Linked DNA regions of Mus musculus: regions 1 and 2 are each linked to region 3. Evidence: chromatin contacts called from ENCODE Hi-C or POLR2A ChIA-PET data. All regions are on one chromosome and are shown on one strand. The core of a region is the stretch at or near the end of the contact, and the rest is flanking DNA. Distances in the headings are between cores, read along the strand shown. Region 1 overlaps Sun2 (Sad1 and UNC84 domain containing 2). Region 2 holds the start of Sun2 (Sad1 and UNC84 domain containing 2). Region 3 holds the start of Gtpbp1 (GTP binding protein 1).

Region 1 (3,172 bases), core at 673-3,172, 34 kb before region 3:
ACGAGGGAGGTGGTCCTCCCTGACTCCTCCCTGTCTGCTTTTCTGTAGGGCTTCGATGAAGACCTGCAGCAGGAAGGGACACTTCTTGGCACGTTTGCCTACGACCAGGATGGGGAGCCCATCCAGACCTTCTATTTCCAGGTACAGGGCTGTGTGCTTGTGGGATGGTGCCTCACACTCCCAGTCAACAGTAGACATCTTCTAGGATCCAGTATTTGCACTACCCGGCAGAGGAATCAGGGATGGGCCTATCTTCCTACCCTGCCTTACTTCAGGGTATAGGGTGGAGATGACCCTCTCCTGTCAGTGACACAGATGGCAGCATCCAGAGCTTTCTGATCAGGGGCTCCGCCGAAGTGAGTTTTATTAAGGAAGGGTTGTGACAAGGAAGTGACTGCGAAGGGTGTTCAAGATGATCAATGTGCAGAGAGCTAGGGCCTCAGGGAGGGCACATGGGTGTCAGATGTCCTAGTCCTCTTAGAGGCAGATTCTGGAGCTAGGAATATAGGTCAGTTCATTTTAATTCATTTTGTTTAACTTTATTTTGTGTGTATGTGTATTTTGCTGGTATATATGTCTGTGTGTCATCTGTGTACTGGTGTCCTAAGAGGCCAGAAGAGGGCTTTGGATCCCTTAGAACCAGAGTGACAGACAATTACAAGTTGCCCCATGTGAATGCCAGGAATTGAACCTGGATTACATGGAAGAGCAGCCAGTGCTCTTAACTGAGCCAGGTCTTCAGTCCTATAACACGATAGCTTTAAGCAGAGCATACAGGCTAGACACTTGAGAAAAAAGCAAACAAGCTTCCTATGACCATTCTATGCACTGATAATGCTAACCATGACTGGGGATGAATTCTTAGATGAACTACAATTCACATATGGCCCAAGGGCTGCCTCACTGAGGGTGGTGACCCTTAGGAACCCCAAAGTCCCCAAGGGCCTTTGGCCTGGAAACTCTGTTCCAGGAAACAGAAACTTTAGAAATTCAGCTTTTTGTTTTTGTCATGAGCTCCGGGGCAGGAGACCTCTGGCTGCTGGACTGGTTCCCTGCCCCACCCCTTCTGTTGCTGAGGTGTTAAAGCACTCTGTGACTCTGAACCCCCTCTCTTCTCCCTAGGCCTCTAAGATGGCCACATACCAAGTTGTGGAGCTTCGGATCCTGACCAACTGGGGCCACCCTGAGTACACGTGTATCTACCGCTTCCGGGTGCACGGAGAGCCTGCCCACTAGTCTTCTGAGATCTTGGGCCTGTTGCTAGCCACGTGGGAAGCTCATCTTTCCCAGCATCTACCCTGCTCTGAAAATAGGTGCCCAGCACCCCACCGCTGCCTGCACATGCTTCTTAGCGCTGACTTCCAGGAGCAAGAGTGAAGAGGCAGCACGTAGAACTCCCTGCATAAGCCAAGCCACCAGGCTCCTATGCCTCTCTTAGTCTTCCCCCTAGAGCTAGGCGCCTACCAGGTGTATATATGTAGCATACTTTGGGGGACTGCGATCAGAAGTGAGGTGGAGGGACTGGCACCGGTTAACTCCTGGTAGGTGCCAAAGCCATGGGCATACCAAGCCAGAGCCCCAGGGATAAGCTGGGGGGTCTTGTGGCCTTTAGGACAGTGCTTAGCACTGTGCAGCTGGGACTGTCCCTGGCAAGTGCCTGGTAAAGGACACCGAGGCTGCTGAGCTCTTCCAGCATGGAGGGTACCATGGCCCGTAGGAGCCTGGGGTTCCTAGCAAACGGGAGGAAACCAGCTCCTGTGTGCCTCTGACGACTGTTGTCTGTGCCAACCTAAGAGATTCCCAGTGCTGGGACCACTGCTTTTTTTCCTGATGTGGGGTGAGGGTCTATTCTGTTTCCCATTCCTGCTGCATCCTGCCTGTGCCCCACAGCAAGCTTTCCACCCCCCAGGGAGGACCCAGCCCTGGCTTTGGGGCTATTCTGCAGGGTTGTCTAGAGGAGTGGGGAGATGACTTTGGGGGTTCTCCTGATTCAGTGCCAATAGCCACAGTGTGGCTCAAGATACAGGTAGAGGGGCTACACTAGCCCACCCCATTTAGAGTGGTCCTGTCTACTCTACAGCAACTCTCTTGGGCTCTCAGCTCTTGCTTACACTGCTTCCTTTCTGGCCTCTATGGTGGCAGTTAGATGGGGGCTGGGAGAGAGGGAGGGAGGGAGGGAGGGAGGGAAGGAGGGAGGGAGACATTAACTTGTGTGGAGAGGAGGAAGAGGCTTTTAGACTCAACGGCTGGCCCTGCTGTATTATATATAGAATTCTCAAGGTCTGTTTTTTGTTGTTTTGTTTTTGTTTTTAACTGAAAAAGCCACAGGCTTGATTTCTAGCCCCATTCTGAGGGGCACCAGCTGTTACCCAGTTTCTAGTTCCTGGCTCTTGAGGGGCTTGGTCCTGCCTGCTCTATGGAAGGGGCCAAGAGGAGCTGCAAGGCAGCCCGGTTAGTGTTCGGGTGAAATGGCAAGTTGTACAGCCCCCTCGGGCTTGTTTTGTGCTCTCCTGTCACAAATGCTGCACTGTTGATTCTTTCAAAACAAAACGAAACAAACCTCTCCAGTCTCTAATTTATGCCTATGCAAAAAATAAAGGATGCCCAGGATCATTGGAGTGTGCTTTTTTCTGGTTGTCACAGAGCAACTCAGCTGCTCTTGGGGGATACAAGGGACTGAATTCTTAGCCAAATCACAGTACCTAAAGACTTAGTCCTAATGCTCAGAGACCCAGGCCTTTGTTTAAAAACCATTGGACAAACTTGGAACCCCAGCTAAGGTCCACTCCAGTGTTTTCTGGATTTGAGGGCTGCCAGGAGGAAATGAGATGGCTTTAGGAGCTATCAAGAACACCTCTGTGGAGGAGGAGAAGGAGGACAATGAGGAGGGGGAGAAGGGGAGGGGAGGAAGAGGAGGGCTTTCCTGTCTGCCTAAACTCAGGCAGAGGGCCTCAGGCTGATGGATCTGCCAGGTCCTGGGGGAAACACCCTGATGATGGTTGCCTAGGTTCAGCCCAGGTGATGCTTCACCAAGCTTGAGGCGACTCCTACTGGCCACAGCAAGCATCTTGCTCAAAGCTGGCCCTTGCCATGGCTGAGAAAATAAAAGCAGGAACTGGTCAGCAGTGAGGAAAGGGCACTGGCTAGAGTACAAGGTGGCCCAGAGCTTGGT
Region 2 (3,449 bases), core at 696-3,195, 52 kb before region 3:
CTCCATCAGATTGACTTGTAAGCAAATCTCAGGGGGGCGTTTTCTTGATTGGTAATTGATGTGGAAGGGTCCACTGTGGGCGGCGCTGCCCCTAGCCAGGCAGTCCTAGATAGTATAAGAACACAAACGGAGGGAACCCATAGGGAACAGCACAGCAGTAAGCAGTGTTTCTTCACGGTCCCTGCCTCTGCTCCTGCTTGACATCCTGCCCGGACTTTCCTCAGTGAGAGACTACAATAGGGACGTGTGAGCCAGAGAAGTCCTTGCCTCCTCCAAGTTGCTTTTGGTCCGTGCTTTATCGCAGCAGCCGGGAACCAAGCGAGGACATCAAGTTCATGTTGATGTCTTATAAATCAAGAAAAGCATTACAACATGATAATAAAGTATCATCTTTATACCCATGTGGGTAGAAACATAACTTTATTGTTGTTCTAGAGCCCTCATGTGGGCTGTCTGTGCGTGTGCTCCACCTCAGAGCTATAAGATGGGGAAGGCACTACCCGCGGCAAAAATAAATAAATAAATTTAAAAATGGAGGACCATAAAGTCTGAATGTGGCCCTACTCTTGAGGTCAAGGTTGTTCCCCTCTGTAATCTTATCTAATAAAAATAAATTAAATAAAATAAAGTTAAAAAAAGAAGAAGGAAAAGGAGAAGAAGAAGAAGATAGTTAGCATAATTGTCCAAAGATACTGTAAGGGTAGACAGCATCTCATTTCCAGATGGGACAATGGAGGTCTAGAAAGGGGATCTGGTTTTATTTGGCAGTGGAACCAATCCAAAATGAGGGTGTGTGTATTTCCTCAGTTTCCTACTGCCTTTGGATACCAGCTTTTTTTTTTTTTTTTTTTTTTCTTTTCGAGACAGGCTTTCTCTGTATAGCCCTGGCTGTCCTGGAACTCACTCTGTAGACCAGGCTGGCCTCAAACTCAGAAATCTGCCTGCCTCTGCCTCCCCAGTGCTGGGATTAAAGGCGTGAACCACCACTGTCTTTCTTGTCCCAGTTCCCCCCACCCCCTTGGCATTTTAAAGTGAAGGACACCGGATCTCATCATCCTTAGAAGATATTGAACAGAAGTGGTTTATCCCCAGTCGCACTCCTTTATCTTCTGGGGGCGGGGTGTGTGTGTGTTTGAGAGAGAGAGAGAGAGAGAGAGAGAGATGGGGTGGTGGTGGGAGGGGACAGGTCCGTGGAGTCAGGAACTCATCCCAGGGGGAGGAAAGTAGGAGAACCGTGTTGCCAGCCCTACCTTCTCTTGCAACCAGCTGTGGATGGAGCCTTCTTTAAAACAGAAAAGCTGCTGTCAAACTTGGGGTTTCTGACTGGACATGGTGGTGCACTCTTATCTCAGCACCTGGGAGGCAGAGGGGTAGGTGGATCTCCGTGACAGTAAAATCCTGTCTTGGAAAAACAAAAACAACAACAAAAATAGGTGGTGCGGGAAGATGGGTATCCTGCCCACCTTGGAATTTAAAATTCAACCTTAAAATTAAATAGTATTAATCTTCTAGACTCAACTTCCCCTCTGGGTGGGTTCTTTATAAGAAACAAAAAAAACTTCCACGGACCTGTTTCCCTCGTCTTTAAAATGGGCAGACACGGCTGACGCTGGTAAGCGTCCAAACCACCCGCGCGGGGCCGCGTCAGGACCCTATCCTGGGGCCAATTTCATGACACCCTGTGTGCTCCCGCACCTAAAGCCTTTAGAGCTCCGGCGCCGCGCGCGCGTGGGCACGGATGCGCGAGGGAACGCTCGGGTCCCACAGCCTGGAGGTCGTACTCGCCCCCGCCTCCCACGCGCGGACTACAGGGCCCACGCGGAGGGCGGGCCGAGCCGGAGCCTTTGTGTTCAAATCAACCAATGGGCGGCGGCAGAGGGCGGGGCGGGCCGGCTGGGCCCGGCCAATGACTTGTGGGCTGTCAGCGTTGATTGACAGGCGCACACATACACACTCGGCCACGCGCGCACCGCCCTGCCCCACTCGCGCAGCGCGGTCCTCTGCCGGCCGCATTGTCCGCTCACCGACCCCGCGCCGTCCCGCGTCTCCGCTCCGCGCGCGTTTCAGCCCCAGCCCCGGGCCCGGCCCGGCCCAGTGCGCGGCGCCGCCCGGGGGACTCCGACGCGGGAAGAACCACGCAAGGTAAAGAAGGGATTGGGCCCGCCTCCCCACGGCCCCGCGCCCGCCTGACCCGGGTCGCCGTCCGGCCAAAGCGCGGGCCTGCGCCTCCCTGTCCGGCCAGGCCGGGCCACTCCAGCCCCTGCGCGACGCACGCCCCGGGACACTCGCGGGCCGGCGCCCTGACGCATCGCGGTCACGGGGAGGGCGCTGTCCCCAGGCGGGACTTCCCCAGCAGCCTCCGGGGAGGAGGGCAGCCAAGACCCAGCCGCCCCAAACCGGACCAGGGCTGTGCCACAGGCCGAGTCCTGGCACTGGAAGTTCTCAGCCTGCGCCACCGCTGCCTGTCACAGTTATGGGGTACGGGGGAGGGCCCTTTTAGCTCAGTTCCAAAACAGCCAAACCCAACCAAAACAAAACAAAGCCAGCGCGCTCCGGGGTGTGACTTAGAGCCAGGACAGAGGGTGAGCGCCTGGAGCACTTTTTTGTGTCCCAGGGGAAATGGAGTGGAAATGTCACGTATAATATTCCCCAGGATAGGGGAATCTTCGGGACCAAGGCTCTGCAGTAGGAAAGTATGTTTTATTTGAGGGTTTTGTAACTAATGGCGGGATGGAGGAGTGTCTATCTCAGCGGCTCCCCACGGTAGACCTTTGTCATCTTGTGTAATCTGGATGGCCGCTGTGGCAAACTATTTTGTGACAACAGGATGAATATGAAAGATAAAGATAAGGTCCACACCGCTCTGGGAGTGCTGGGAGGTGGCACACGGGGCAGTGTTCGGTGCCCCACCTCTCCACCTACTCAGAACGTTTAGATTCTTGCAACAGCGGCGTGGGCACTGTATAAACATGTTACACTCTTTTCCCCCCTGGCAAAGGCTTCATGTGCTACAGCGGGGCAGGGGTTAAGAGGTGGAGCATATGGGCATCTGGAGCTGTCAGGTGGGGGTGGCAGTCATGGGGGGAACTACCTTATAAGGACTGGAATACAACCCAGGACCAAGGCAACTTCCTGCTTTGGCTACTACCACTTGGTCCCTTTACCAACACCAGTCGAAGAGAGTGAGAGATGCCAGATGGGCATCCCACCTGGGAAGATGCCAGTTAGCCCAGACAGGAGGCTACTTGTCTTTCTAGCTGGATGAACCTGACCTTCTGGTTTCTGTGGTCTGGGTTTGGGTGTTTCCCACCATGCGAGGTCACTATCCACCAGGAATAGCAGAAACAATACTAAGTCACAAGTACCAGGAACTCATTTTGGATGGGTTTGGGATCTAAAGTTTTGTAATCCTGCTAGCCCAGGCTCGGTGAGATTCCTGGGTTGATATT
Region 3 (3,471 bases), core at 45-2,544:
TAAAGGCACGCACCACCACTGCCCAGCTCTCTTCTAATTTTTGCAACACATCTGCATTTTCTTGATGAGATGCTGGAGAAGTGAGAGGTTAAGAAAGTTTCCTAAGGTCACAGACCCTTTTAATGGCAACAGTTGGAAGGGAAGCCCAGTCCCTCCCTTGGCATCAGTTTCTTTAGTGATGTTTGACACTTTCTAAACACCAGTAACATCTTATAGTTACTTTCTTATTTTCCACAATGCCAAGTAAGTGGTGAGATCTTCATTTCTGCCTACCTTCTCAACACCGCAGAAGATGCTACTTAAAGATGCCCTTCCATATTGCATGAATACAAGAGGTGGCTCCACTCGTAAGTGGCAAGGCTGAGGGTCATGCCTATTTTTTTTTTTAATTATAACAAGGCAGGGTGTGGGAAGGCGACGAGTGCCACGGTGTACGAATCAGTTCTCTCCTTCACTAGGTGAGTCCTGGGGATCGAACTGAGGTTGTCAAACTTAGGAGGCAAGCCCCTTTACCTGCTGAGCCATCTTGTCGGTCCCATCTTTTTATTTTATTTGGGTGGACACGGAAAGAGGACGCTCCTCGGACATCATTCTCGCCGACTGAGCAACTACTTTCTGTTTACTTTCCAGAGACCAGGAAGAGAAACGGCTGCCACCCCTTAGACTGGCTACCTGTCTTCGTGAGTATCCCGCCCCCTGCCCAAGCCACCTTGACACTTGGTCCTCCGGGATGCTCCTAGAAGAGGAAGACCCTGCGTCTCAGGGACCCCCCTCCTGGGGAGGGCGGGCTGATCCACACGGGGACAGGGACACAGGGCGCGCGGCCCGAGTCGGGAACCCCGTTCCACGTGGCGGAGCCAAGTGGCAGCGATCGAGGCGGGAGCGGGAAGCGCGGGAGGCCGGGTGGACGCTGCCCGGTGCGGAGAGTGGGCCCGGGCCCGGCAGGTTCGGGAGAGCGGCAGGTGGGCGGGCTGCATCCCTTCAGCGCTCCCGTGAGCCGTGCCACTGGACAGCCGGCTGCCCGCCGTCGCCTCGGAGACCGTCCGGCCCCTCCGCGTACCCCTGGCCCCGCCGCCGCCTCCCGGGCCTACCTTGCTGGTGAGGTCCAGCTCCGGCTCGCCGTTGAGCGCCTCGCCGTCCTCGCTGCAGTCAGAATCGAAGCCGCCATGGAGTCGGGCCGCGGCCGCGGCGGCCCGAGCCGCCCCCGGAGAGCTAGGCTCGGGGGCGAACATCGAGGCCGGCACCGGCGAGTCGACCGGGGAGCGACTCCGCTCCGCCGCCATCTTTAAGAACTTAAGCTAATTCGCAGCCGGCCGCCCGCCCTCCCTCCCTGGCTCATTTAACTAATTTATGCTCGGCCCCGCCCCTTCTTGTTAGAATAATTTATGCGCGGCTTCCCCGCCTCCCGAGACTGTCACGTATCTCTAGCGGAGACACAGAAGACCCAGTCTCTCATTTACCAATCGTCGCAGCTCTCTCAAATACTTTAATGAATAATTAATGAGACCAAAACCCTAACAACAAACGTCGTAGTGGTCGGGAGCCTTGGTCCCACCTCTAGTGGGGCCAACACAGCGTGCACGCTACCTGCCTGGATCCTTCCCGCCAACGGGAGCGAAGCAGAGGTTTGACTGACTTGACAACAATCCAATGAAAAGAGGCATCCATTCTTTACTCCCCACCTCACTTTCCAGAGGCGGGGCCAGCCTCCAAATCATACTGCAAAACAGTCCCGCCTGGAGCCTCTCAAAATGATGGACAAGGGCGGGACCCAATCTTGTCCTCCCTAAGTCCCGCGCGTCTGGCCGCCGCATACCCAGATAGTAAACTGTGAAATGAGCCTGGCACTCCGAATGATTGAAGGCAGTTGCTGCAACACTGTGTCCGGCGTGCTGGCATGCGCAAGGCAATTTTTATAGTAGAATCGATGCTATGTATTCCAGGAGTGGTAATATTACAGCCGCCAGACCAAGACAATTAATTAAATGCTGACCTCAGGGAGTTCCATTCATGACTCCTCGGAGAGCAACTGAGTGAACAGAAAGATGTTGACAGCCCAAACTCTAGCGTAAATCCCCTCACGTTTTTGGTGAACAGCTGAGCCACAGGTCTAGGATCTGTCAAGGTAGTTTCTTGTGGCTTATTTTTCAGTTGCCACTTGTGGAAAGTCCCAGTCCAAAAAAAAAAAAAAAAACCCGCCGTTCGTGTACCTGAAATTCCCGTTTCAAATGTCTGAAAAATTTAGACTATTAGGTGAGTTCTGTTTTTTACCAAGATCTAATTATGCTGGCTGGACCTGGCCACTCCTCCTGGTAATAGATTAAAAAAAAGAGCAGCCGCCTGAGGAAGTACGAGAAATTTAGGGATTGGACCACAGGATGTATATAGTAAGTAAGGAAAAGGGTACAATATAGCCGTCACCTAATTCGGGGAGAGTCTTGTCCTCATTTTTAACGTACTACCAAGTCTGTGAGCAGATGCTGCTGGAAACCTGACCTTAATGGTTTTTTACTGAGATTTGTTTTTATTTTGTATGAATGGTGTGTGTGTGTGTGTGTGTGTGTGTGTGTGTGTGTGTATGTCTGTGTGCCACCTTTGTGCAGGGCCTGTAGAGTCTAAATGGGGCACCGGAACCCTTTTGGACTAGAGTCGCAGACGATTGTTAGCCTCCATTAGGGTACTGGGAATCCAACCCAGGTCTTCTGAAACTCTGAGCTATATCTCCAGACCCAGAGATTCGGACTCCTAAAGTGAGAGGCAGTCTTGTGGACCGTAACCCTATATCTGTGGATTCTGACAGTATCCCCAAGTATTAAGAATTCAACTGGAGGTTGCTCACTGCTTGGCTGGGGGTGATCAGAGGTGACAGTTGTATTAATTCTATTGCTTCGATTGCTATTTAGCATTGTATGGCCAGAAAAAGTTCAGTTTCAGAATACATTGCTATCTGGCTGGGGGGAAAGACTGTCCTTCTCACTATAGGACTTTGCCTAGAAAGGATATATATTCTGAATACTTGCTTTTCGAATTGAATGTTTTGGAGAATAAATATAAAAAGTAACAGTTGAGAGGTAATTCCTAATCATCTTTACATTCTCTTTCTGAAAACAATTTGGTCCAAGCTCAAACCCTTAATTCACTATAGACATAATGATTTCAAACAACTTGATCGACTTCTTTGGGCTGTATTTTTCTCCCTGAAAAAGAAAAAAAAAGTCTAATTTGCTTAACAATAATTAATTACTCATCAGTTAATTAATAGATGTTTACAATAATTCTGGTTGAACAGCAAGTCCCTAGGAGATAAATCCTATGTAAATACACTGTAACAGTTTGGTAGTTTACACATTACACACACACACACACAAAAAGATAATTCAAAAGTAGTCTAGGTAGAGGATGCCCTATCATGTGGTAATCTCTCAGATGTGTTGCACAATACTGTTGATTGGGGTGATCATGAGGATTAGA

The links. Hi-C counts contacts between places; a loop is a spot of excess contacts on that map. ChIA-PET counts read pairs that join two places held with the same protein, here RNA polymerase II (POLR2A).
Region 1: a loop to region 3 is called in a map of heart, with 3 times the contacts of the local background. The contact joins the enhancer-like site here to the promoter of Gtpbp1 in region 3. A Hi-C loop is called at or near these places in 5 of 37 maps with a recorded cell type or tissue (heart and mature B cell). POLR2A ChIA-PET finds 5 or more read pairs at or near these places in 3 of 5 experiments (Patski and embryonic stem cell).
Region 2: a map of heart shows a loop between it and region 3 (5-fold over the local background). The contact joins the promoter of Sun2 here to the promoter of Gtpbp1 in region 3. A Hi-C loop is called at or near these places in 8 of 37 maps with a recorded cell type or tissue (adrenal gland, gastrocnemius, heart and 1 more). POLR2A ChIA-PET finds 5 or more read pairs at or near these places in 3 of 5 experiments (Patski and embryonic stem cell).

Annotation. Positions count from the first base shown.
Region 1 is chr15:79,723,511-79,726,682 of GRCm38, reverse strand. It overlaps Sun2 (Sad1 and UNC84 domain containing 2), which reads left to right. Exons shown (of 18, transcript NM_001205345.1): 17 at 49-141; 18 at 1,123-2,615. The coding sequence ends at 1,236. Among named protein-coding and RNA genes, the nearest start is that of Sun2, 17 kb to the left of the region's middle. Within about 2 kb of position 1,922, at least 1 of the 3 ENCODE cell types and tissues checked has a DNase peak (open chromatin) inside an H3K27ac peak, as active enhancers do.
Region 2 is chr15:79,741,032-79,744,480 of GRCm38, reverse strand. It overlaps Sun2 (Sad1 and UNC84 domain containing 2), which reads left to right and starts at 1,945. Exons shown (of 18, transcript NM_001205345.1): 1 at 1,945-2,142. Gm16576 (predicted gene 16576) reads right to left here and starts at 1,783. Exons shown (of 4, transcript NR_045069.1): 1 at 1,570-1,783; 2 at 1,251-1,398.
Region 3 is chr15:79,688,719-79,692,189 of GRCm38, reverse strand. It overlaps Gtpbp1 (GTP binding protein 1), which reads right to left and starts at 1,294. Exons shown (of 12, transcript NM_013818.2): 1 at 1,092-1,294. The coding sequence starts at 1,283.